Linked DNA regions of Mus musculus: region 1 is linked to region 2. Evidence: chromatin loops called from intact Hi-C (ENCODE). Cell type or tissue: left cerebral cortex. All regions are shown on one strand.

Region 1 (2,500 bases), 220 kb after region 2:
ACAGTTATTGAGCTCGATAAACTAAAGGTCGGACCAGGGGTGGTGGCTCCCGGTTACCATCCTACCGTTGAAGAGGTTGACCCAGAAGATTGCCATGATTTTGAGGCCAGTCAGGGATACAGAGACAGAGACAGACAGACAGACAGACAGAGAGACAGAGACACAGAGAGAGGGGATGTGAATGGATATGAGACTTGAGAGAAGAAGGAAGGGAGGGGACAGAGCAAGGGAGGGAGAGAAGGAGGAAGGGAGGAAGGCAGAGAAAAGGAGGCACCGCAGACTTCAAGGGCACGTGGTGTGTATACCTTGTGCTACCTGTGTCCGATGCCCTTCACCCACACTGTTGCTCTGCACATTCCCTGGACAGACGTCCATCTGTACCACATTTTACTAAAACCATGGAACTAAGTCACCACTTGAGATTTGTAAAACACCATCGATGAGTGGAATCTAGCTTCTCTTACATTTCTTGATATAGAATTGGAGCCTGTAAAAATTAGTCAGATCGATCTCAAGTACCTATGGAACAGACCCTGAGAAGACTTAGCATAGGACCTTGGACTTCAAACTGCTCAGTAAATGGGTATTGAATGACTCTGAGCTGGAAATCATGAGAGGAGATCCTGGGCCATAGAAGGCAGGCTAATTAGAGCATACGCAGATTACACTCTTTAGCGAAACTGCCCCATGCGTATCTCATCAGTAGGGAGGTGTGGAGAGGGTATCCACAAAGGCACTGGTCCACTGATGAGGTTGCCAAATTGTTGGTCTCTGTAAAGAAGAGGTTGAACCGATCTCCTTCCAGAGTTGTTCCAGCTCCGAGGTCTCTGGAACATCAAGACATACAGAGAGCATCTATTCCATTGCTAGCTCTGCACCCAGGAGGGTGACCTTTACTCCTGTCCCCAGTGTGACACCTTACCTTACATATTATTTTCAAAGGAGGGCTGCCGCACTTTGCCTTCTGTACAGCCTGGGACAGACACCTTGTGTAGCCTCTAGCAAGTTTTAAAAGAAAGTTATTTGAAACCATTCATCAAGACGCGGAAGTCTTTGGCAGCAAACTTTGTACCTGAGCGCCTCTTGCGAATACATATGTACATACTTGCGAGTACATATGTCTGCGAATGAACAAAATGGGCTCGAGGACATAGGAAAAACAAAAGAGCCATCCTTGTAACCTAAAGGGCAGCGGGAAGTGCCCCTACATACACACAGCCCTCGCAGTCCGGCAGATGGCAATGTTCACGTGAAGCAACAGCGGCATCTAGTGGTCAGATTGATGAATCGCAAGTCCTCCAGTGCCAGTAATAGAGAAAGGGAGACCCCAAAGCTTGCTCTCTCTCCTCTCAAGTAGATGTAACCTGACAGATGATTGGGAAAACGAGTGCAGAAGACAATCATTAACTTGACCCATCTGGAATTTACTGAACACTTCATCCCAGAATGTAGGTTAACTCTACTCTTAATCCCCTGATAGTCGATGCACAGCCAGAGTCTTTTCCAGAATGCACATACCCTAGGCGGCTGCTAGTGTGTACTGCATATGAAAACTACTACCTAACATCTGTGGTGGCCAGTTGTTTGCTTACTACACTGATGAAACTTTAAAACTCTCATGAAGAAGACACATTCACCTCTCATCCTAGAGTGCAGGGGATGCTGGGATTGACAGGAGGGCTTGCAGAGGTTTGCCAGCCAGCCTAACTAGGTTTAGTGAGAGACTCTGTCTCAAAGGAATAAGGGGTAAAGTGATAGGATAGCTGATGTCCTCCCTTGTGGAACAAGTGGCCTGCCACCAGACAGAAGAACTGGTAAGGCTGAGCAGACTCAGAATCTCAGAATTAAGAAGGGCAGGAGTGGAGCCAGCTTCCTGCCACGATCTACTTGTTCGTGTAACTATGTTACTTGTGTGTAACCATGGCACACACGCATGAACACACAAACACCCAGCAGACCATGCAATCAGCCACATAGCATAAAAACCTGGAGTTCTCCATGCTAATGAGGTATCAAGATAGGCCAATGAGCTTCCCTCCCTGGGCATCCCTTCCTGCAAAATGTATTTAATCCCTGGTTCACCCAGAGTAAGGTGTATGCATTTACATTTGCAATCAAATAAAAGTTTGGACAAGCAAGAATAGTCTCTTCCTTACGAATAGCCACGAAGGGGGGGGGGGGGGGGGGTAGGGCGGGGGCGGGGCTTCGTGGTAAAAAGCCACGCCCAAATCTCCAGGAAGAAGGCCTTCTCTCTCCCAGCCCCTCTGTACTCTTGGGATTCATTCTGAACCTAACAGGCAGCCTTTCCTCTTCCTGCTTGGCCACAGACACCCTGAGGGGAAGCGAAGACCAGGGATCCCCGTGCCTACTCCCTGCGGTACCCCAGCAGCAACTGGGTACACAGGAGACTGGGACCCACAAGCAAACATCCCAGGTGCCACTGTTTCCCACCCGAGAAGAAACCGACTGAGATCCCTGGTAGTTACGGATGGCATCCTGC
Region 2 (2,500 bases):
CTTCTTCTCCTCTTCCTCCTCCTCCTCCTCCTCCTCCTCCTCCTCCTCCTCCTTCTCTCCTCCTCCTCCTCCCTTCCCATTCCTCCTTCTTTTAAAAAAATATGCTTGTGACCTAACATTTGTTGAACATGTACGCGTCCAAGTCCGGCTTCTATTCTGTAGTTTCTGTTTTTGCCATCCCCTGCTGAGAGACCCACCGCTCTACAAAGGACAGAAGGGAACACAGCCCAGCGCCAGAGTCTAGATCCTTGGGGGGCATTTGCTAGAAAGCCACTGGGTGCAAAAAAAAAAAAAAAAAAAAAAGTAAACAAAGCTTTTCCGGGGTCTGAAAACTTTCTGTGTTTTTGAAAAACCATTTGTTTCTGCTTTCTCTGTACGTTCAAGGAGGCAGGCAAAAAAGCCTTCCGTGCAGAGGTAATGCTGCAAGCCGCCGCTAGCTAAGTGCTCTCCCACCAGACCCTCAGTCTTACCCTCAAGCGCCTAAGATTTCAGAGACTGGGCGTGAGCCTCCTAATGTTTTCCCCCAAATCCAATTTTAAGGGGAGTCCTACCGTCGTAGAGCAGGGATGGGGGGAAAGGGATTACAGCTATCATCGAGGTCCTAGGGAACTATTCCGGGTGCAACTGGGTTATCAAGAAGACAAACCACGCCACCTGTCGGGTGTCTGTCCAGTGCAGAAATAAATGAACGTCCTGCGAGGACCAGCGCCTGCAGTAGCCCGACTAGCCTGTGGAGTCTCAGTATTTAACTTCCTAGGAGAGAGAGAGCGAGAGCGCAAACTGTCAGCTAGAGAAGTCAGAGTTTGCAGACAGGCACACAGAGATGCAGTCTGAAATGTAGTTCGAAGAGAAAGGGTGGGCTGGCTATGTGCTTTCCGTTAGCTCCACTGTTAAACGGAATTTATCTTTGACCACGAATCGAGCCCAGATTTTTTTGTTTGTTTGTTTATAGCACCCCGGCCATCCACACGTGTCTCTTCGGGCGGCAGGAGGCCTGAGTGATGACCCAGAAGTCCCTTTGGGTGTGTTTCTTGGTTGTGTCCCCGTTTTCATTCACCTGGCGCAGGCGAGCGGGGTCTACCGGGTACCGCGGCCCCGCCCCCGCGGCTCCGCAGCGCTCCCTAGTGGCGACCGCCTGCACACCACCGGCCGCTCTCAGTGCTCGCCTTTTGCCAGCAGTTCCCGCGGTTCCTCCCTCTCGAGTGTGCTCCTCTAGCTGCTGGCGCTGTGGGACGTGCTGGCATTGCCAGCTTTGCCAGCATCGTGTCTCTGCGTCCCCCTCTCCCTCCAGCCCCCACCTCTTTCTACGCGGCCGCGCATCCACTCCCTCCTTGCTCCCTCCTCTCCAGCACTCCCAGGCTCACTCGCAACGGAGACTGGAGACTTGCACGCCCAGTCGTTTAAGTAGGAACAGCTCCAGCCCCGCCAGCTGCAGCCAAGGCGAGAACTTCACAAGCAGCACAGGTTGGGTCGCTGCGGCAGGAGTTGCACCACCAGCGAGAAGGTCCTGAGCACCATGGCTCGGAGAAGAGCCTTCCCTGCTTTCGCGCTCCGGCTCTGGAGCATCCTACCTTGCCTGCTCCTGCTGCGAGCGGATGCAGGGCAGCCACCTGAGGAGAGCTTGTACCTGTGGATCGACGCCCATCAGGCTAGAGTGCTCATAGGTAAGGTCCGGCATCTGCACCTTCCCAGTGGTCCTCAGTTTTTCCATTAGAGCGGAGACACGTGCACCGAGTGTGTTTTAAAACAACTTCAAGGGTGACTGCCCCCTCTTTTTAAAAATCAGGATTCTCTATTTAGAGGCTTATGAGATTTTTTTCTCAAAAAAGCAAAGCCGACCCAACATCCCAGCCCTGCTGTTGCTAGTCCTGACTGCAGATTTGTAACAGGAATCCAGCGGTGGCACCCGCTTACTTCACTGTAAGCACTTTTTTTTTTTTTTTTTTTTTTTTTTTTTTTTTTTTTTTTTACCACAGAGAGAGGAAAAATAACTCTGGTACTGTTGTTGGTATCAAAGGCAGGTGCTTTATGAAAAGCAGTGACCTGCACTGGTTCCCAGGGGTTTTGCTTTCTACATGAAACGTCTGTTTCTTAGAAACGCAACTAGTTTGATAGGTTTGTTTATTATTTACACAACAGGATTTGAAGAAGACATTCTGATTGTCTCGGAGGGGAAAATGGCCCCCTTTACACATGATTTCAGGAAAGCCCAACAAAGAATGCCAGCCATTCCTGTCAATATCCACTCCATGAATTTTACCTGGCAAGCTGCGGGGCAGGTAAGTTCTGATAACAGAGCGGTAGAGAAAAGGCACTCTTTTGTATTTCAATTCTCCCGTGGCCCATAGTAATAATAATGGTGTGTGATGTAGCTCCGGTGGCCCGTAGTAATAATAGTGGTGTGATGTATACCATTTAAAATTCCATACAAGTTCTTGCCTGGTTGCCAGAGCACACAAGGGATCAGTTCCAATGTATTTAAAGTTGCCAAGTAAATGGA

Evidence for each region. Hi-C counts contacts between places; a loop is a spot of excess contacts. Peaks named below come from ENCODE experiments on the same cell type or tissue, not always from the same donor. Only the 100,000 strongest peaks of a DNase experiment are listed, where the experiment ranks them.
Region 1: a loop joins it to region 2, with 6 times the contacts of the local background. A loop is called at or near these places in 25 of 42 quality-filtered maps.

The regions. Positions count from the first base shown.
Region 1 is chr10:121,255,379-121,257,878 of GRCm38, forward strand. No RefSeq gene overlaps it. Among named protein-coding and RNA genes, the nearest start is that of Gm35404, 14 kb to the left of the region's middle. In left cerebral cortex, a CTCF peak has its summit at 1,268; a DNase peak (open chromatin) is centred at 1,255.
Region 2 is chr10:121,032,827-121,035,326 of GRCm38, forward strand. It overlaps Wif1 (Wnt inhibitory factor 1), which reads left to right and starts at 1,178. Exons shown (of 10, transcript NM_011915.2): 1 at 1,178-1,664; 2 at 2,140-2,279. The coding sequence starts at 1,517. In left cerebral cortex, a CTCF peak has its summit at 1,158 (motif pointing left); DNase peaks (open chromatin) are centred at 657, 1,271 and 1,586; H3K4me3 peaks cover 1,226 bases.